Linked DNA regions of Mus musculus: region 1 is linked to region 2. A link is a loop called in an ENCODE intact Hi-C map of the cell type or tissue named here. Cell type or tissue: heart. All regions are shown on one strand. Links, peaks and the distances in the headings refer to the core of each region. The heading gives the core; the rest is flanking DNA.

What was found. A loop is a pair of places that touch in the nucleus more often than their neighbours do. Peaks named below come from ENCODE experiments on the same cell type or tissue, not always from the same donor. Only the 100,000 strongest peaks of a DNase experiment are listed, where the experiment ranks them.
Region 1: a loop joins it to region 2, with 8 times the contacts of the local background. A loop is called at or near these places in 22 of 42 quality-filtered maps.

Annotation. Positions count from the first base shown.
Region 1 is chr1:134,452,670-134,458,220 of GRCm38, forward strand. It overlaps Klhl12 (kelch-like 12), which reads left to right and starts at 2,862. Exons shown (of 12, transcript NM_001311136.1): 1 at 2,862-2,996. In heart, for the core only: a CTCF peak has its summit at 2,668; a DNase peak (open chromatin) is centred at 2,842; H3K4me3 peaks cover 2,176 bases; H3K27ac peaks cover 1,127 bases.
Region 2 is chr1:134,359,411-134,364,961 of GRCm38, forward strand. It overlaps Tmem183a (transmembrane protein 183A), which reads right to left and starts at 2,589. Exons shown (of 8, transcript NM_020588.2): 1 at 2,352-2,589; 2 at 2,124-2,213; 3 at 1,347-1,514. The coding sequence starts at 2,460. In heart, for the core only: no CTCF peak of the experiment used is centred there; a DNase peak (open chromatin) is centred at 2,611; H3K4me3 peaks cover 2,103 bases; H3K27ac peaks cover 1,718 bases.

The DNA of each region.
Region 1 (5,551 bases), core at 233-5,232, 93 kb after region 2:
GGCTGGCGAGATGGCTCAGCGGGTAAGAGCACTAACTGCTCTTCTGAAGGTCCTGAGTTCAAATCCCAGCAACCACATGGTGGCTCACAACCACCCATAATGAAATCTGATGTCCTCTTCTGGTGCATCTGAAGACAGCTACAGTGTACTTATTTATAATAATAAATAAATCTTTGGGCCAGAGAGAGCAGGGACTGAGGGAGTTGACTGGAGCGAGAGGGACCAATTTGAGCGAGCAGAGGTCCTAAAAAATTCATTTCCCAACAACCACATGAAGGCTCACAACCCTCTGTACAGCTACAGTGTACTCATATACATACATAAAATAAATAAAATCTTTTTTCCTCTGTATGTATTTTTTTTGAGACAAAGGTCTCTCCCACCCTAATCACCATGAGCATTCTCTTTCGCTACAACATTAGGATTTTTTTAAAAAACAAGAAACAAACAACCCCCCCCCAAAAAAAAACAAAAAACAAAACCAAAAACCAAGCTCTGTGTAGCTCTGGTGGCCCGAGCATTTTTCCCCAGCCTGCTTGTCAGTTTTCTTGGTAATTGTCATTCTATCTTGGATAAGCTACTGACAAAGGTCTTTCGAATGTACAGCCCAGTCACCTGGGAGGATCAAGTACCCTCAAATTCTTTCCTTTTTTCCTTCCCTTCCCTTCCCTTTTCCCCTTCCCTTCCCTTTTTCCCTTCCCTTCCCTTTTCCCCTTCCCTTCCCTTTTTCCCTTCCCTTCCCTTTTTCCCTTCCCTCCCCTTTTTCCCTTTCCTTTCCCTTTCCTTTCCCCTTCCTTTCCCCTCCTCCCCCTCTCTTTTGTTCTTTCTTCTTGTTTGAAGTAGGGTTTCTCTATGTAGCCCTGGCTATCCTGGAACTCACTCTGTAGACCAGGCTGGCCTCAAACTCAGCTATCTGCCTGTTTCTGCCTCTGGAATTAAAGGTATGCACCACCACTAACTGGTGAAAACCTTCCACCACACAACAACGAACTAATAGCTCCCCCCTCCCTTTTTTTTCCACAGTTAACACTGAGAAAAGAGCTTTTTACTGTTGACATTTTACAACTGGGTCTGGCTGGTCTGTTGCTCATTAAATAGGTCCAGGTTTGCCTCAAATCGCATCCTTCTGCTTCTTGAATGCTGGAAATACAAACCTTAGTTAGTATGCCTGGCCACAAAACTGTTTTTACATATTGTATCTTTCCACTTGGATCTGGTTGTTATCCAATACATCTATGTAGCAACTTTCTCCAAGTTTTCCTTGATACTTTTCTGTCTGCCTTCCTGTCTGTGCCTCCTCGCTGTCCTATTTTCTCCTTCCTTCCCTCATCTCACCCCTGGAATGCACACAACCTCCTCTTTAGGCCATTTTTCTCTCTTATGGCTCCAAGAATATCCATACGTGTGCAAGTACACTTTAACCTTTCTTGGTTTCAAACCACACTAATTCATATTTACTTGCTTAAAAGATGTACTCATATACATAAAATAAATAAAATCTTAAAAACAAAAACAAAGAAACTCTCAACCCTCTGACCTTCACCTGTCTTGGGCCTTTCACATGCCAGCCACATTTTCAGCTTTAGTTGTTATTGTTTTCTCCCCTTGAATTTGTTCTCTCCTGCTTTAGTCTCCCAAGTGTGGGTATGCACGTGTAATGTCTAGCTCTCACAGAAATTCTTAAAGAATTTGTGTGTTTTTCTGCTCATCAGGAAAGCATTTGCCTAGATGAAAGAAAAAGGGCAAAGATGTTACTAGGGGAAATGCATATATAAAAGCAGAAGTAGCCAGAGAAGACCAGGAGAACCAGTAGATATGTTTTGTAATTTTAAGATTTTATGTGCATAAATGGTTTGCCTACATGTATACATGAGCACCATGTATGTGCCTGGTGCCCAAGATCGTTAGCTTCTGTTCTAGCTACCTTAAGTTCATCTGCTGTAGTAGTTCTGGGTCCAGATTTGGTGGGGAAGCATTCCTGCCCTGAAGTCTGATGACTACACTACAAAACCTAGACAAAATAGATCTACATTGATCATTTTAACAACTATTTCCAGAGTGCCCTCAACATTTTCTATCAATTCTGCACTCTGTCCACCATATTTAAATGTCAGGAACAGTTTGGGATCAAGAAGCTATGACACGAAGAAAACACTATGTAAAACGAAGACGCTGCCCTCTTGACTACACTTTACTATCCCTAAGAACCAAACGCCGTGCAAAGGAAAACTGGATAATCCAATTAGTCATTCATCTATACTGGAACAAGAAACATCTTTCCCTTCTCAGCCAAAGGCAAAAAGTCAAAATCAACGAAAAGCAAACGTCCTAAGAACCGCAGCACTAATGAACGACCATGGTGAGTCAGAGGAGAGGAGATGGCTGTGGCGTCTTCTTTGAGAAGGGTCTTTGCAGTTTCCCCTACTGCGACCCATTTCTGGTGGCTCAGTCAATCCACAAGTTCCTTTTCCTTGGAGTGAAGGAAGCAATCGCCTCATGGTGACAGGCACATTTAGGACCCTGTGGTTATCCGGGATGGGAAAGTCCTCCCTATGGTGAAGCGGAGCCTGATTCTTCAGAAACCGACCTAGAGAACTCTGAAACCCCGTGGGTCTCCCGAGTGTGGCAGGAACGCAGCCTAGCGCCTGCCATACCGCGTGGGGACCGCCAGTCTTGGGTCCTTCTGGCCTCCAGCGCACTGTCACACGCGGCACTCCCCACCCACCCGTCTACCCACTCTCAGGTCTCTTTTTCTGAGCTCTCAGGTAAGCAGGACTTCTTGGCTCGGCCTCCTAAGGTGACGTAACCCAGGAGAGGCCCGCCCCTCCCGTGGCGTGACGTCATCATGCCGCGCGGTCGCCGTACTCCGAGACTGGAGTTTACCACGGAGACTGCTCCGCAGCGGCTGGTCCGGGCGGCAGCGGCGGCGCTCCGGCTGCTCAGCCGCCTGGGAGCCCGGCGCCTAGCACCTCGGCTCGGACGGCCCAGGAGCCCTGGTGAGTGAGCGCGGCCCTGACACACGGCCTTTCCCTCTGCCCTCAGCCGGGGGCGCGGCCTTCCCCCAACCCGGGTACCCCCCCCAGCCCGGGTCGGTAGGAGATGAGCTGGGGCGCTGCAGGCATAGCGCTGCCTTCTCGGCTTCTCCGGAGCAGCTGCCGCCTGCCCCGGGAGAAGGTTTAACCTGGGAGGAAAGAATTCAGCTGAGAAACAGTAAGGGGACGTTTATTTAGTAAAGCTACACACTCCAAAGATTGGAGTGGGCTTCCTCCGAAGGTAGGCAGTAGCGCATTGGGGTTTTAAAGAAGTTTCTTAAGAATATTAGTGAGGTGTAAGGTATATTCATGCATGAAGGTAAGATAATTCCCTTTCCCTCCCAAATTATAGTGGTCTTCACCTCCTCTTGTAAGGCATTTATCCCCAGCAATCTTGAAAAAAAAAAAAAAAAGCAAGGTATGGGGTGGGAGATTTGGAAACTCCAACACATTGTAATGAAGCCAGTGCCTTTTGAGAATGCAGACCCTTTAACGCGGTTTTGGCAATTTGTTAAGTATCGTTTGCCTTGGTGGAACATCCCAAATACAGTTTTACAGATTTTGACCATGGGAACCTTAGTGTAGTCCCTGCTTAACCGGGAGACACAGCTACCAAGATACTGTTGCAGCTTCCATGATTACCGCATATCTAACTCCTTGCCTACCTAGGTCTCCCTAATACTTGATGGTAAGCTTGGTGTTCTTAGGGGAGAACTCCTTTCTCTCTCTCTCTCTCTCTCTCTCTCTCTCTCTCTCTCTCTCTCTCTCTCTCTCTCTCTCATTGCCTTTTTTCTTCCTTCTAGAATGATTTAGAATGGAACCCCTCTATTTACATATTAGCTGTTCTAGAATGTGTAGTTTTTGAATGGTGAATATATGGTCAGGCTTTGTGCTAGGAGGAAAGTTGCAGCCCTGAGGTTACTGTCATTTATGAAACAAATCTTAAAGTTTAATCACAGGCTGGGCCTTGTGCTAGAACACTAGGAAATCTTCATAATCTTCAGCTCCTGAGAATTCAGCAAATCCCCAGTTTCTTGCATCTCATAGTTTGAAACTATGTTAGCTTAAGCAAACCTTTTAAAAACAAAAAGCATTTACTTTAGCAAGTTGTCTCAGTTTTTGGTTAAATACATGTTGCAGAGTTTGGGGGGGGGGGGGAGTGTCCAGAGTCCTTTTGAAGGAGCTACTGAACAAAAGATGACAATGTAGAATCTCAGTTTTAATCTTAGGAAATTAGGATTGTAGACTTTAGATGAATAGTTTCTTTTTTCTTTGGTTCATTTTAGAAAGTTTTGCATCCTCAAAGGACAGTTTTCATAAGCACCTTCATTGCATCCCCTAGAAAGTGTTCTGAGGAGGAAAATCCCAGGGAGAATCTGAGGCAGGTGGATCTCTGTGAGTTCAAGGCCAGCCCAGTCTACAGAGTAAGATTCAGGATAGCTGGGGCTACCCAGAGAAACCTTGTCTCAAAAAAAAAAAACAAAAACAAAAACAAAACAAAACATAGATACCAAAATCTGAGTGTGCTGGTCTTCTTTGTTTACTTTGTTTCTTTGAAACAAAAGTCTCTTTATGGAGCCCTGGCTGGCCTGGAGCTCATTATGTAGACCAGGGTGAGCTCCAACTTGCAGAAATCTACCTTTGTCTCCTGAATGCTTGGCTTGCATATACCACCACACCTGGCTCTGAAGTCATGTAGAGTTAAATGCATAGTATTTGCATATACCACTTACATACCCTATCAAGACAAGTTCTGGATTACTTATCACATCTAAAACAGTACAGTTATTTACTGTATTTGTGTTGGCTAGTTTTATATCTGTGACAAAAGCTATGGTCATCTGAGAGGAGAGAGCCTTGATTAAGATAATGCCTGCAGAAGATTGGGCTGCAAGCAGTTAAGCTGGTAGGGCATTTTTTAAATTAGTGATTGGTCGGGAGGGGCTTCTCTCACTGTGCCATTCATGGACTGCAGGCCTCTGTAAGAAAGTAGACTGAGCTAGCTGATTGGTGGTGATGCACACCTTTAGCCCCAGCTCTTGGAAGGCAAAGGGAATCAGATCTCTGTTCCAAGCCAGCCTGGTCTACAGAGTAAGTTCCAGGACAGCCAGGACTACACAGAGAAACCCTGTCTCAAAAAGAAAAAAACCAAAATCAAAACAAAGAAAAGAAAGTAGAAAGGAAGGAAGGAAGAAAAGAAAGAAAAGGAAATTGAGCAAGAGAGAGAGAGAAGGAAATTGAGCAAGCCATGAGGAGCAAGTCAGTAAGCTACCCTGACCCTGTAGCATCATCCCTACCTTATCTCCTGGAATATTAGTTCCCATCTCTGTTCCAGTCACTAGACTGTGACTCAGGATATGTAAGACAAATAACCCTTTCCTCCCAGGTTGCTTTTTGGTCACGATGTTTTATCACAGCGTAATAACGCTAAGATAGTATTCACTAGGAAAAATGATAAAAATCTGCACATGTTCAAAATCAGTTCTTTAGTTTTTAATATTTTGCTCTTTACTGGGTTG
Region 2 (5,551 bases), core at 174-5,173:
GGAGTCTTATAATGCAATATTTTAATTTAAAATGAAGAAGCAAAGAAAAGCCAGGCATAGTGACACACTCCTTTAATCCTAGAACTCAGGAGGCAGAGGCAGGCAGATCCCTGAGTTCAAGGCCAGCCTGGTCAGTTCTAGCACAACCAGGGCTACACAGAGAAACCCTGTCTCGGAGGGAAAAATGTTCCTATGCTACTGTTAGAAACACCAAATGGCACAGCCACTTCACTGATTCCTCAAAAACTTACACACAGATTGCCATACAATCCAGAAATTTCATGCACTCATTACCTACTAGAAATGAAAGCATTTACCCAGGCAAGACTTATCCCTGAAGTCATAACACAAAGTAGTCAAGTAAAAGGCAATAAAAGCTGGTACACATGCCATATGGATGAACCTTAAATACTTTTAAGCCATATGAAAGAAATTAGACCAGAAAAAGTACGTTATATCTTAAGACCCAGCATCTGGGAGGCAAAGGCAGGCATATCTCCGTGGATTTGAGACCTACAAACCAGACTGGTCTACAAAGCAGTTCCAGGATAGCCAGGGCTGTTACATGAAGAAACCCTATCTCAAGGAAAAAAAAAAAAAAAAAGAAGAAAGAAAGAAAAGAAAGGAGAAGGAAAGAAAAGAAGCGAAGAGAAGAGAATATTGTCTTGAAAAGCCAAGATGGTTTAGAAGTTGTTGCCCTTGCAAAAGACCTGGGTGTGGTGGGTCTCAGAACCCAAATCAGAGTTCACAACCATCCATCCAACCATCCAACTCACAGCTCCAGTGACAGATCTAACGACCCCTTCTGACCTGAGGGTGCCAGGCATACAAGTGAAGCACACACATACATGCAGACACTCATATTCAGTTCCTCAAAAAAAAAAAAAAAAAGTAAATAAACAAAACTTAAAACGTTAAGTCGGAAATTTTCTGGAAAATGTGTACACACACGCACACACATATAATATGTATGTATACATCCCTAACAGAATTTTAAAAAGTGTAACTAATGTTGCTGTTAATTTTTGTATCATGGAAAAGAAGGTTATGGGGCTGGAGAGAAAGCTCAGCAATTAAGAGCACTGATTGCTCTTCCAGAGGTCCTGAGTTCAATTCCCAGCAACCACATGGTGGCTCACAATCATCTGTAATGGGATCTGATGACCTCTTCTGGTGTGTCTGAAGACAGCAATGGTGTACTCACACAGACTAAATAAATCTTTAAAAAAAAAAAAAAAAGGTTATCACCGACAATCACTAGTTCCTTGTAGATCTCCCCTCACATTGAAGAGCGACAGCATCCATCACCACAGACAGAGCTCAGTGCTCAGGAAAGCAACCCGTACCTTTATGTCTCTTGCTCTTCTTTTTTCTGGAGACTGATCTTTCCTGAGTGCTTTCTTCCTGGGCATCCATCTCATCACTGCTGTCCAGGATGTCACATGGCTCACCCACCCCGGAAAGAGCCTCCTCGGCAGGAACCTGGGACGCTTCCAAGCCACAAAGAGATTTTACTAGGAGGAAACAAGGAGAGAATGAAACGCACTTGGTCCCATCTGCAAAAATCTTGAAAGCAAGACAAACATAACAAAAAAAAAAACAAAAAACCCAATATGCCAAAGAAATGGAAGTCAACTGCATGGTAAAATATGCACAAACTACCAAAAAAAAAAAGGGGGGGGGGACTGGTATCAAGGAGTGGCAGTGGAAATTAACGAGTACAAAAAGTTGTGTGGGATTTTGTTCTTGTTTTGGTTTGGTGGTTCTTCTGAGACAGGACCTCACACTTGCTAGGTAAACCAGGCTAGCCTTAAACTCACAGAGATCCACCTGTCTCTGCCTCCCCAATGCTGAGATTAAAGGAATGCCCACCGCAGCTGGTCACAAAGTTGGTTTTAACTCAAAGAGGAAACAAAACCATTTCGGCTCCGGAACCTGCTGATCCTGGCTACACACACCCATCCCATCCAGGATACGAAACGAGAAAGTAAACAGTGGGAAGAGCAAACACGTTCATGACCCAAAGGTCAGTAGAAAAAACACCGGGACGCAATTCCAGGTAAATACAACACCCAATGCTGTCTCTTAAAAGCTTGGGCCTAAAAAGACCCACGAAAGCCTACCTTCCTGCTGAATAGCGTTGGCCACGGCTTTCTTGACCCGTCCAGACCTCACCACCGCCGGATCCGAGTTGGCATAGTCCGCCACGGTCACTGAAACAGAGCAAAGCGCCAAGGCCTCCTCAGACTCGAGGCAAAGTCTCCGCCACCGCTCCCCGCCGGGTCCCGCCGCGCCCGCCCCGGCCGCCCAGCCCGCCTTGGCCGCCCAGCCCGGCCCCGCCCCTCGCCCACCTCGGCCCGAGCAGGCGTCGTGGGCCCGGAACTTGAGCCGCTTTCCTCTCTTGGGCATGGTGACGGTGTCCCGATGAGGCCCGCCTAGCTGGCCGGAGCCCCGGGCCATGTCTCGGCCCCGAGAGCCGGCTCCCGGAGCCGCAGAGCACCTCCACCCGGCTCTGCGGCCATCCCCGCACCGAGGCCGCGGCTATCGCGAGGACTTCGGCGAGGGCTCTGGGTCCCGTTGATTGCCGACGCCCCTCTCGGGGAGCCAATCGCCTCCGGGGCCCGGTGACGTCATCACCCGGCGCCCTCAGCCGCAGCGGAGGCCAGGTTCCCAAAGCGGAGCGGGCTGTAGGACGGGGAGTGCGTTGTCACCGTCTTCATCACCGTCTTCTCTGGGGCGTTTGGTCCTCCAGACCGCGTTCTTTAGAACTAATAATTTACATCGTGGTCCACTTCAGCATCTAGATTGCATATATCTTGTTTTCGTCATTCTCTCTTTCCCACTTACGTCAAGTAACCTGAACGTAAATATCAAAGCGGTCGCTATAATTTTGCTTACAAAGGCTTTGAAATTCTCTCTGCAGATCAGTGGCTAACTCCTGTAATCCCAACACAGAGAAAGGATCAGAAGGTGAGAGTCATCCTCGGTTCGTAGCCAGCTGGGCTACAAGAGATGCTGCCTGAAAAATGAGTAAATGTCTGAATTCTCAAAGTAGAAGAGATTCTTAAAAGGTTTCCCATCACCATCATCCGAGCAAATTCTAGAAGGATAGATGAGAACATATAATTCCTTTGTATTAAAAGAGAAGTCCCGTGTTGTGTCTTTTTTTCTTCTAATTCCCTTTCAGCTCCCAAAGTGTTAACAGTCCCTGGCTTAAGAAACAGTCCTTTTGACCCAGGCAACCCAACTGGCTAGATCTACTCAGAGAGTGCCCTATAAGACACCTCAAAGGGGTCTCCATTTTATTCTACCTAGTACTGTGCACAGAAGTTCATAAAGAGCAAACCACATAACTTACTAGAATTATGAAACAGTCTACCACCAGGGATCATAGAATAAGGCTTGGATCACTTGGGAATGATAACTGAAACAACATAATTGGTTATAATCATGCTCTAATTTATCTAGAATTATAACAGGAAGCAAAGGTCTAACAGCCTATAATTGTTCTAAATAATTTTCCATGTATACATAATTAATGTCTGTAGTTGAGTTCAAAATACAGCTGGTCAGCACAGAGCCTTCTCATCTCACGTTACCAGTAAAAATTTAATGAGGCTTTCATGCATGTAGATCTCTGCTCATGTGACACTCTTTAATACTCACACCCAGGAGTCCAAAGGGAATCAAAGATGCAAGAGACTCAGGCCCTATTAATAAACCACTAACTGCTTTAAAAACATAAGGATTTTAGCTGAAATGTTCTCTCATTTTAATCCTTTGGAATGAAAAACATGCTAGTTACACCAAAAAAATTTCTCTTTCAAATTTTGATTGAAAAAAATCTTAAACAAGATTTCTTGGAGTATTTAGCCAATTTAGAGGAACAAAGAACCCATACGTCTTTTATTCCTCATTTCAATAAAAAGTAACAAGTGGAGGCCTAGGAAATGCTTACTCTAGAAAGTGCTTGCCAAAAAAAAAAAAAAAAATGCTTGGCAAGACTTTATCATCTCTCAACCTCCACATAAAAGTCAAGAGTTGTGGGGTTAGAATGGTGGCGATGGGGACTCACTGGGGATGTGGGCACAGGCTATTCCCTAGGGCTCACTGGCCAGCGCACACACACACACACACACACACACACACACACACACACACTTGAGCAACGAACTTTCAATTGGTTGCATTAATGATCAGACCCAATTTTACAGGTTCTTTCTCAAAAGATAAACAGAAAAGTTACCTAATTTACCATTGTATTTAAATAGAAGTTATTTAACCTAACTAACGGGAGAAATTGGTCTTTCTCAAACAAGTGGGAAATGTAAGGACAATATGTGAATAGTGAAAGAATTAATATGTCCACTATACTCCTGCATTACATTGTAACTTTACTTTGTGCTAATAGTAAATATTATCGTGTGTGTTTGTTTTAAGAGCCTTTCTTTAAAGCCTATCCTGGTTTTTATGGAATCTTTGGTCAGTGCAACATCCTATTGGAGACAATCCAGTAACATGAAAATGAAAAGAAGTACAGGTTGTTCTCTTCAGCGTCCTACTTTTCAAGAGAAAGCATATAGCCAGGAGTGGTGGCACAGGCCTTCAATCCTAGCCCTCAGCAGGCAGAGGCAAGGGACATCTGTGAGTTTGAGGAAACCTGACCTACCACAGCAAGTCTCAAGCTAGAACTTAACAAGAGCTTTCTCAAAAGTAAAAATACATTTAAACAGAGTATAGAATGTGAAGTTAAGCTTGCGTGGGTAAAAATCTATAGGTGTAGTACACATTTGTAAGCCCAGCATTTCTGAAGCAGAGGCAGAAGGTCATGAGCTTAAGGTCAGTCTGGATGAGACCTTGTCTCAAAAAGCCAAGGGCTGGTTCAGGAGACTCAATGGTAGAGCACTTGCTTAGCATATGACCCTGGGTTTGAGCCTCAGAACTGAAAATACAAGGTCTAGCTACTTATTATATGTAAATTAAGCCTTTACCTAAAAAGTTTGGCCTGCTTGACAGGATTATCAAATGATCACATTCACTCATAAAAATCATTTAAAATAGCATACAGCAAGCACCCAGTAAATATCAACTATTGTTGTGGTAGTGGTGGTGATAATGAGAGTTGAATTGTGGCTGCTGTTATTTTGTTTTGTTTTGTTTTTTCAAGACAGTCTGTGTAGCCCTGGCTCAGTGTAGCCCTGGCTGTCACCCTGTAGACCAGGCTGACCTCAAACTCAGCCCCTCCTTCTGGAGTGCTAGGATTGAAGGCATGTGCCACCACTTTCCAGCCTGTGGCTGCTGTTATTTTCAGACACGTGAGTGGGATGAGATGCCTCAGCGGGTGTTTTCCACACAGCCTGATGACCTTTTTGTCTCTTCTTCAGGAAGACAGATTACAGTGCAGAGTCACAGTCAACGCAGGCCATTCCAGTAGACTAAACTGATAGCAGACTAGCCTGCAAGTGACAAGATGAGACTTCAGACAGAAGACTATCTTCCAAGCTCATATCTAAAACCAGCATACTATGTCACCCTTAAAATTAACATTAAT